Linked DNA regions of Homo sapiens: region 1 is linked to region 2. Evidence: chromatin loops called from intact Hi-C (ENCODE). Cell type or tissue: gastrocnemius medialis. All regions are shown on one strand. Links, peaks and the distances in the headings refer to the core of each region. The heading gives the core; the rest is flanking DNA. Region 1 has its middle 230 kb from the start of ZPLD1. Region 2 has its middle 170 kb from the start of RDUR.

What was found. Peaks named below come from ENCODE experiments on the same cell type or tissue, not always from the same donor. Only the 100,000 strongest peaks of a DNase experiment are listed, where the experiment ranks them.
Region 1: a loop joins it to region 2, with 2.3 times the contacts of the local background. A loop is called at or near these places in 3 of 110 quality-filtered maps.

The regions. Positions count from the first base shown.
Region 1 is chr3:102,203,481-102,208,861 of GRCh38, reverse strand. No RefSeq gene overlaps it. Among named protein-coding and RNA genes, the nearest start is that of ZPLD1, 230 kb to the left of the region's middle. In gastrocnemius medialis, for the core only: no CTCF peak of the experiment used is centred there; DNase peaks (open chromatin) are centred at 1,903, 2,261 and 3,001; H3K27ac peaks cover 820 bases.
Region 2 is chr3:102,112,181-102,117,561 of GRCh38, reverse strand. No RefSeq gene overlaps it. Among named protein-coding and RNA genes, the nearest start is that of RDUR, 170 kb to the right of the region's middle. In gastrocnemius medialis, for the core only: no CTCF peak of the experiment used is centred there; no DNase peak of the experiment used is centred there.

The DNA.
Region 1 (5,381 bases), core at 312-5,311, 91 kb before region 2:
GGTGAAATAGACCCCAGTCTCCCATAGTGCTCCCAGGCTTACTAGGAAGAGGAAATTCCCACCTAATAATTTTGGTCAGACCGGTTGCTCTCAAAACTCTGTCTCCTGATAAGATGTTATCAATGACAATGGTGCCCGAAACTTCATTAGCAATTTTAATTTCACCCCAGTCCTGTGTTCCTGTGATCTTGCCCTGCCTCCACTTGCCTTGTGATATTCTATTACCTTGTAAAGTACTTGATGTCTGTGACCACACCTATTCACCCACTCCCTCTCCTTTTGAAAATCCCTAATAAAAACTTGCTGGTTTTTGCAGCTTGTGGGGCATCGTGGAACCTACCGACATGTGATGTCTCCCCCTGATGCCCAGCTTTAAAATAAATCTCTTTTGTACTCTGTCCCTTTATTTCTCAAGCCGGCCAACACTTAGGGAAAATAGGAAAGAACCTACCTGAATATCGGGGCAGGTTCCCCGACACTATGAGCCTAACAAGCTCAGGAGACATAGCAGATTAAATCAAGAGAGAATATTAAAAATAGAGAAAGGATGTCTAAACAAGAAAGAGCCAAGGAGGTAGGACAGGTGAGAAGAGAAAGAGTGGGGGAAACAGAGTGAAGAATGAGGAGATCCACAATGAAGAAAGCTCATGGATGATAAGACCAGATCAGTCTGTTCTTCTGGGATGCTATTAAATAAAGTAAAATATAAATAAGATTATAGTTAAAAATTATTTGCATATTTTTCTTCTTCAACTTAAAGTTAAGGACAGGACACAGTGGTTCATGTCTGCAATCCCAGCACTTTGGGAGGTTGAGGCAGGAGAATTGCTTGAGGCCAGGAGTTTGAGACAAGCCTGGGAAATACAGTGAGATCCCATCTCTACAAAAAAATTCAAACATTAGCTAGGTGTGGTGATGCACGCCTTTAGTTATAGTTACTCAGTAGGCTGAGACAGGAGGATTGCATGAGCCCAAAGGTTCAGGCTGCAGTGAGCTATGATCATGCCACTGCACTCCAGCCTGAGCAACAGAGCAATACCTCTAAAAAATAAGAAATAAGTAATAAAATATAAGGTTAAAGAATTAAGACAACAAAGTCAAACAGATGACTAAAGATATGGTATAAACATAGAGCAGGCAATGTCAAATACAACTTTTGCTGGTAAACTGAAGAAATCAGCAATAGGGTATCAGAATTTGGGGATGAAGTTTACAGGGAATGAAAGAAAAATCCGCAAAAACATCCTGGCCAATCTAAGAAAAAAAATCTATGCCCTTCTGGCTTAGAATCAGGATCTGAAGATCCTTCACATGGGCAAAAATGTCTCCTGTCACTGAGCCATCACTCTGAATTGCGCAGTTTTTCCTCAGAAATTGTTTTGGCAAGATGGAAAAGAAATTGTGGGCTAAAAACCAGCCATGGAATGCTCAGAACTGAATTTATTCTGAGAATTTATTGCTTTTTGAAATGCATTTGTCTGGAAACATTTTGAAGCAAGCTGCCTGGAAACTGGGAGTTAAGCAGATGCTCCCCACCCACCCCGACATCCCTAATTGCCCAGGAAAGCCTATCCACCTCCTTCTGGGAATGAAGCAAACTTAAACATGTCTGAAATACACTAAAAGCCAAGACTTCACCACAGTGCGATATATGCATGTAACAAAATTGCACTTGTGGGAGAGGGGTGGAAAGCTCCAATGATCCTATGTCCTGTAAGGACACCAAGTTAACAACTATGTACACACACACACACACACACACACACACACACAAATCACCTTTATAAGAACCAAAAATCAGGTGAGCCCTCACAGCACCTAGTTTTAACTTCATATCCCTGAAAGAGACACTGAAGAGGGTAGGAAAGACTCCTGAGTCACAGATGCCACCCCTCCCCCATCTGCTAGCAACATCTGCATGGTGTGAAGAAAGAATCTGTGCATTTGGAAGAGTTTAAGCACAACAATCGTGAGACTTTGCATTGAACTCAATCGTGCCCTGTCACAGCAGAAAGCAAAACCAGGCTGAACTCAGCTGATGCCCACTCATGGAAGGAACATTTAAACCAGCCCTAGCCAGAAGGGAATTACCCATCCCAGCAATTAGAACTTGACTTCTGGCAAGCCTCACTACTTCGGGCTAAAGTACTCTGGGGCTCTAAATAAACTTGAAAGGCAGTCTAGGACACAAGTACTACAACTCCTAGGCAAGTTCTAGTGCTAAACTGGGCTCAGAGCCAGTGAATTTGGCGAGCACATGACCTAGTGAGACATCAGCTGGGCTGGCTAAAGTAGTGCTTGTGTGACTCCTTCCCCAACCCCAGGCTGCACAGTTCATGGCTCCAAAAAACACCCCTTCCTTTCACTTCAGGAGAGGGGAGAGAGTAAAGAGAACTTTGTCTTGCACCTTGGATACCAGCTCAGTCACAACAGGATAAAGAACCAGTCAGAGTCATGAGGCCTCCTTTCCAGACCCTAGTTCTCAGATGGCATTTCTAGACATACCCAGGGCCATAAAGGAACCAGCAGCATTAAACAAAAAGACCAAGTCCCAGCACAATCCATCACCTGCTAACTGAAGAGCCCCTGGGCCCTGAATAACCAGAAGTAATACCCAGATAGTACCTGATGGGCCTTGGGTAAGACTCTGAGACTCGCTGGCTTTAGGTGAGACTCCGCACATTCCCAGTTGTGGTGGTTACAGGAAGAGACTCCTGCTTGAGAAAAGCAGACAGAAAAGTAAAGGTTACTTTGTCTCATACCTTAAGTGCCAGCTTGGCCACAGGGGGTAGAGCACCAAATGGGCTCTTGGGGTCCACAATTCTAGGCTGTGGCTCTTGGATGGCATTTCTGGACCTGCTCTGGGCCACAGAGAAGGCCAATCCCTTGAAGGGTGAGTCCCAGGGAAAGCAGCATTCAGCACAAGCTGACTAAAGAGCCTTTGGGCCTCAAGGGAACATCAGCAGTAGCCTGGCAATACTCCTCATGGGTCTGTGGCGGCAGTGGCCATGGGGTGAGGATTCTCTGTTTGTAGAAAGAGGAAGGAGGAGTGGGAAGGACTGCATCTTGTGGTTTGAGTACCAGCTCTGCTACAGTACACTAGAACACCAAGTAGACTTCCATGGTTTTTAACTCCAGTCCCTGGCTCCCAGATGGCACCTCTGGACCTGACAAGGGGCATAGGGGAACTCTCTGCCCTGAAGGAAAGTACACAAGGCTGGATGGCTTCATCACCTGCTGATTATAGAGCCCTAGGACATTGAGCGAACATAGGCAGTAGCCAGGTAGTGGTTACAGTGGGCCTTGGGTGAGACCCAGTGCTGTGCTGGCTTCAGGTCTGATCCACTGCAATCCCAGTGGTGGAGGTCACAGGGATGCTTGTATCACCTCACCACCACCCACTCAAAGCAGCTCAGAACAGAGAGAGAGAGAGACTCTGTTCGTTTGGGAGAAAGTAAAAGAGAAAAACAGTCTCTGCCTGGTAATCCAGAGATCTCTTCCAGATCTTATCCAAGACTATCAAGGCAGCACATCTATGAGTCTGCAAAAATCACAGTGTTAGTGGGCACAGGCCCCCAATGCATATATGGCTGAAACCACAACACCCAAGTCCTTTCAAATACCTGCAAAGCCTTCCCAAGGAGGATGATTACAAACAAGTCCAGACTGCAAAGACTGTAATACATACATAATTTTTCAATGCCTAGTCACAGATGAATATCCACAAGCAACAAGACCATCCAGGAAAACATGGCCTCACCAAATGAGCTAAATAAGTCACCAGGCACCAACCCTGGAGAAACAAAAATATGTTACCCTTCAGGCAAAGAACTCAAAATAAGTTCTGAGGAAATTCAAGATCATACAGAGAAGAAATTTAGAATTCTATCAAATAAATTTAACAAAGAGATTGAAATAATTAAAAAGAATCAAGCAGAAATTTTGGAGTTGAAAAATGCAATTGACATACTGAAGAATGCATCAGAGTGTTTCAATGGCAGAATTGATCAAACAGAAAAAAGAATTAGTGAGCCTGAAGGCAGGCTATTTGAAAATACACAGAGTAGACAAAAGAAAAAAGAATTAAAAAAAAATAAAGCATGCCTACAGGGTCTAGAAAATAGCCTCAAAGGGACAAATCTAAGAGTTATTAAGAGGAGGTAGAGAAAGAGATAAGGGTAGAAAGTTTATCCAAAGGGATAATAACAGAGAGCTTCTCAAACATAGAGAAAGATATCAATCAAAGGAAAGTTATTAAGCACCAAGCAGATTTAACCCAAAGAAGACTACCTCAAGGCATTTAATAAACTCCCAAAGATCAAGGATAAAGAAGGGATCCTAAAAGCAGCAAGAGAAAAGATACAAATAACATACAATAGAGCTCCAGCACATCTGGCAGCAGACTTTTCAGTGGAAACCTTACAGGCCAGGAGAGAGTGGCATGATATATTTAAGATGTTGAAGGAAGATACTCTTACCCTAAAATAGTGTATCTGGCAAAAATATCCTTCAAAGATGAAGGAGAAATAAAGAATTTCCTACGCACAAAAAAAAGCTGAGAGATTACATCACTCAGACCTGTCTTGCAAGAAATGCAATCAGAAGGAAAAAGGTGTTAATAAGCAATAAGAAATTATTTGGAGATACAAATCTCACTGGTAATAGTATGCACACAGAAAAACAGAATATTACAAAATTGTAATTGGTGAGTAAACCCTTCATCTTAAATAGAAGGACTAAACAATGAACCAAGGAAAAATAGTAACTAAAACAACTTTTCAAGACATAGTACAATGCTACAATAAGATGCAAATGGAAACAACAAAAGGTTAAAAAGTACAGGGGTGAAGTTAAGGTGTAGAGTTTTTATTAACTTTCTTTGTGCTTCTTTATTAATTTGTTTATGCAAACAGTGTTAAGTTGTCACCAGCTTAAAATAATGAGTAACAAGATAGTGTCTGCAAGCCTCATGGTAATGTCAAATCAAAATATACAATGGATATTCAAAAAATAGAAAACAAGAAATTAAATAATACCAGCAGAGAAAATCTTCACTAAAAGGAACAGAGGAAAAAAAGGAAAGAAGGAAAAGAAGACCAGAAAACAAATAACAAAATGGAAGATGTAAGCACTTATTAATAATGACATTGAATTTCAATGGGCTAAGCTCTTCAGTCAAAAGACATAGAATGGTTGAATGGAATAAAAAACAAGATCCAATGATTTGTTACCTACAAGAAACACATTTTACCCATAAAGACACACACAGACTGAAAATAAAGGGATAGAAAAAATTTCAAGCCAATGGAAACAAAAAAGAGCAAGAGTAGCTATACTTAAACCACATAAAATAGATTTCAAGACAAAAGCTGTAAAAAAAA
Region 2 (5,381 bases), core at 328-5,327:
TCTGACTAAACATCCCATGGAGGAATAAAAATCAAAGCAAGAAGCTAAGAACTGGGGTGTCAAAGTCAATTGGGAAGCAGAAAGGGCCTTGTGTCAAGACCTGGGAAAGGTCCCAGTCACCAATCAGGCTATTAGGATGGGGTTGGATAGGGACCATACAACCAGGCTTGCATTTATGGGTGATTCCCACAGGCAGCTCACACTTAGTACTCTCTTCCCCGCCCTTATTTCCACTACCTTTATTCAGATTTCCTGATATCATTAACGCAAGTCTGTTTCTTCTGCTAAATTGTCAGTTCCAGGGAGGTCAAAGGCAATGTCTTCATCTTCACATGCCCTATTGTGCCCTGTGCCCCACACAGTACTTTGAACACAAAAAGCCCTTAAATTCTTAGAACACTAGAAGCAGAAAGGCCTTTGGAAAATACGTAATTTTTATCAAAATTTTAAAAACTTATTTAAAAGCAACAAATCCCTCTTCAAATGAAATATTATCTAGAACCTTCAATATATAAAACAGATAAAAGAGGAGATGCTCTGGTAGAAGCGGGAGCAGGGGAAGGGGGAAACAGACAAAGGTCAACTCAATAATTTCTCATCCTCATTCCTCTCACCAACCCCTGCAACACTTCAGGGAACACAATTTAGAAATGTCTGATGCCATGCAACCCCTTTATTTTCTAGATGGAGACATTCCTTAAAGGTGTTTTTACAGAGTTAACATATCCAAGGCAAGGCTGGTGAGCTGCAATGGTTCGGGTCATCGTGTTTCTCTTGCCTATTACCTGAAGTGCTTGCTTAAAAATGCGGATTCAGCCAAGACCTAGAACAGATTTGAATTGAATTAAGGCTGGTCCTAATGATTATGCAGGCCCTCAGGTGTACAGCAGGCCCTCAGTAAATTTTTAATGAATCAATAGGTTGAAATGTTGAATTGAATAGGAGTCTCTCATCAGACTTTCATAGACTTTCTCATATGCATCAAGCATGGAAAGTAAAAAGATAAATAAGATAAAATCCCTGCCACTGGAGAACTCACTGTCCAGTAAGAGAGAAGTAAACACATCATTTAGTACTTTATGATAGGTAATTAAACAGAAGTACTTCTGGGGTGCTGTTTGGGCCACAGAGGAGGGGTTTTTAACCCAATAGGACACATGCTTAGAATACAATGCCTGAGCCAAGTCTTAGAAAATAATTAGGAATTAACCGATCAATGAAAGGTAAGAAGGAACAGCGTAAGTAAAGGAAAACTTGAAAGTAATATATAACATGGTTTATCCCAGTTCCTAGCAGGAGACAAAGGTAATTTTAGGGAGCAAAGAGGAGTAGAGTAGTGTCGCCCATATGTGAGGTTCTTCCATCTTTGGAAGGCAGTGCATGACCAATACCCATACTTGCTCAGAGATCACCTCCAACCGTACAGGTAGCTGAGCCTAGTGGGGTGCTTGGGAAGTGGCAGTGGGAGAGCAGAGCCAGAAGCCAGTGAGCCCAGAAAGTCCACCCAGTCTTGAGCCTTGAAGCCAGAGCACCGGGGCCATAGCAGCCAGGAGAGACTGGCATGGAACAAAGCCTCTAAGGACTCCAAGTAAAAAGGAAAATCACAAAGGTGTTGATTAGTTCAATTCTTAGCGTGGTAGAAAACACAAACTTTCCTTGTATGTGCCATTTGGAAGGAGTCAGTTGATTCAGTCTATCTGAATGAGTAGGTCAAGGCAGGGGGAGAACATATGGTAGAGAACATAACCTGTGTAGACTCTGGAAACACATGCCTTCTTCCTTCCTAGAGTACGTATTTGGAGGAGACCCTCATTAGGAACTGGAAACAATATTCATTCTGTCTGGTCCTGCTCAGTTTATAGACTTTCCAGAATTAGTTAGGCAGCTTTCCTCTATCAGGATAAATGGATGAGGCAGGGAGAGCACTGAGGTAATGGGCACCTCGCCTATTTCAACAAGGGCCATCAATGGACATCTCTTTATTTACCAGATTCAGGACTAAGTAGTTAGCAGACGGCCTAAGGGCTATTCTGAAAGGCTTTTTAAAGATTGTTTGAGATTGATGAGGATCCACAGACCCCATGAAAAGTTAATCATTTAGTGTATTGTGTATCTACAAATGTACCTGACAATGTAGGGGCGGGGGATAGATTAATGATAAATAAATAAATGAGAAATGATTTCAAAAAGGAGAAAGTGCTCTGAAGAAAATAAAATATGGTAATGTTTTAGATAGGATGGGAGCAGTTACGTTTTAATAACAAACAATCCCAAAAATATCGTGTCTTAACAAAGTTGTGTTTTCTGTGTTTTGCTTTCTTACTCATGCATTTATACGCCACACATTGCCAGGGGATCTGGTCCATGTTGCTCTCATGCCTGGACAACACCAAGGGTAATGAGACTGCACCATCACATCACTTTTATGTCCTGTTGGTCAACACTTGTCCCAGAGTCCTACCCACCTGTAAGGGTGTCAAGAAAGTACACTTTTCCCATGTGTCCCAAAGGAGAGGAGAGCCACAGATGAGCACACAAGATGGAGGGGCAGGGGAGGCACAGCGGCTGACTAGGGTGGTCTAGCAATGGTGTTCCAAGGAGACAACATTTAAGCTGTGACCTGAAGGGTGAGAATAAATCCACTATGTGAAGGGCAGGAAGGGCACTTCAGGCAGAGGGAACAGCAAATGCAAAAGTTCCTTAGGTTAAAGCAAGTGTACAAGGAAATTAATGAAGGCCTGTTTGACAAGAGAGCTGTGAGGGAGGGGGAGAGTGGTAGTCAATGCAATCAGTGAAGCCAAATGATGAAGAACTTTGAGGTTCATGATAACAGACTTAGCTTTTATTCGACGTGTGCCCCAAACTCAAGTTCACTAATGTTTCCTCTTTTTAATGAAAGCAAAAAGCTATGCTTATATAACACTGAAAATAAAAATTCAGTTTTTGCTTTCCAGAATTTTCTGTTTCCCAGACTAAAATGAACCTTTATCTTTTTCATATTCACCTCAAGTTCACCTTTTTCTAAAACATTTGAAATACCGCAGAACATCGTGACAGGCTGTATAGTGTTTCCTGGAACTATTTACCTCAGTTCTGCGTTTTCTCAGGCCTCACGTCAAAGTCTTGATCGGCACCCAGATCTGTGCTCATAGCTGCTGACAGAACACACATTTTCTCAAAAGGCAAGAAAAAGGAAGCCACCATTCTGAGAAGAGAAAAAAAAAAAACTCTCCAGAGGAATATCTCTTCTCTATTAGAACCCAGTGTTTCTAGAATAGAGCCACATATAGAAAGCTTCTTACTCTTAAAGAAATTATCTAGATTGATTAATGTTCTAGTGTTTATTGAGTTTCCAGAGTAGCTGGAAGGTCAAGGGAGGTCTTGAGACCTTTATTTTTCATGCTGTTTATGTTTAACAAAAATTTCTTCAAATCCAAAATGTTGTCATCTGGTCTCTAACAAAAATAACAACTTAATAAAAACATTTGATAAAATCTCTGTGAACCTCAGGTTTTTCATCCATAAAATAGACATGACCAGTAATAGCAACAAAGCCAAACATTGAGATGACAGGGCTGCTGCTGAGTGGGCTCAGCCTCCTCACTTCGAGCCATGTTGACTGCCTCGTGGAGGCACCGTGAGCTTTCTCAGCGGTCTAGTGGAGAAGTGAACTCAGCCGAATGGCTTGCATGACACGAGGTGTTGCAGGCTGCTTCACAAAGGCCACTAACATGAATAGTGATCTGTCGGAAATTTGACCGAGCAGCTCACCTGATTAGAATGTATTGCAAAATAGCGACATTTTTGTTCAGACAACTCTGCTACAATATCCTTAATGTCTGCCCTGTAGTAAAGTATAATCATTAAATATGCAGACTTTGGAGTCAGTTAATCTGATATCCAGTCAGTTCACCCACTCACTAGCTGTCGATTAACCTCTCTACGCTTCATTTTCCCTTGTTTGAAAATGGAGATAGTAGGGTTTGTTTAATCAGGTTATTGGAAAGATTATGGCATATTTCCTGTAAACCTGTCAGCACAGTATGTGATCCATGGTAAGTCTCAGTAAACATTAACTTCATCATCATCATCATCAACCTTGAAAGGAGAAGAGTCACTACTTAAAAATCTACACATGACTTGGGAGTGTCGATTTTTCAGTTTCTAGCTATCAGGCTTAAATATTTAAGAATCATTCCAAAGAGTAAATTCAAATGGGGGAAGAAATGCTGAAACTTCCTCCTGACATTCAGTCTTCAGCATAAGGAATTTCTTCCTCATTTTTCAGTTTTTGTCCCTATTTGTTTGTCCATGTGTTTGTTTTTTCCTTTCCTAAGTTGAGATGGAGAATTTCTACTATGTCAGAAACCCTTTGTATCTGAAGTTTGTAACTGGACAACTCTAAGCCTTCTTTTCTGCTAATTCCAGCATTGCATAACACAACTGAAGTCAGATTCTACTTTCAAGATAATTCTTTTATTCTTTATAAAAATTAAATAATGTATGGTGAAAGTGTGTGTAAACAATAGGTTTCCATTAAAATGTCACCCATTATCATATTTATTGTTTCCTTAGATCCTTCAAATATCATAAAACATTGTCACCCACACTGTAAAGGTAACTGGGTTAACTAGTTTGACTAGTTAAAGGGAGGCCAATTGTGGGTTTTACTCTGTTCTTCCATCTCCAACATGAACTGCCTTTGGAACAGGTCATACAAACCAGAAGAGAAGCAATCAGCTATAGATGACAGCTAAAGAGCAGAGGTGCATAATTTACTCCAATGATGTCTTCCCCAAAACATAAATTCATAAAAATGCTTAAGATCACCATAGATAAATGTCAGTATGGCTCCTCTGGTTCAGTAGACAATAATCTCATAAGTAGCATATTCAGCTAAAATTAATTCTAAAAGTCCACAATTTATTCCAAAAGTATAAATCTGCTTTTACCTGAATTATTTATTCAAGTAGCACTTTTTTGCCAGAAAATAATGGTTTTTATGTAAAATCCAAAATCACTAGGGATTCTTCAAAATTTTGCATCTGATATAGGGTTTAACACTTAACATGTGGCATAAAGAGAAAAGGAAAGATGTAGAGGTTACCTGAGCTTGTATTACTGCTTCCATTTTTTCCTTCTTCAATTGCAACCACCTAACTTTAGGCCCTTCCCGTAACAAGAGGGGGTTAATAGGAAAGGTTCCTAAACAGACGTCATGCTTTATATGTAAAATGCCAAACACACAGCATACACTCTATACATGTTCATTTCTTCCCTCACACAACCCCAACTTCTGCATTCATTTGCTAGAATACTACTATATCGGTTTTCTCTTTTTACCTCCAAAAGAGCCAGTATAGCAAAAGATGTGTGTGTGT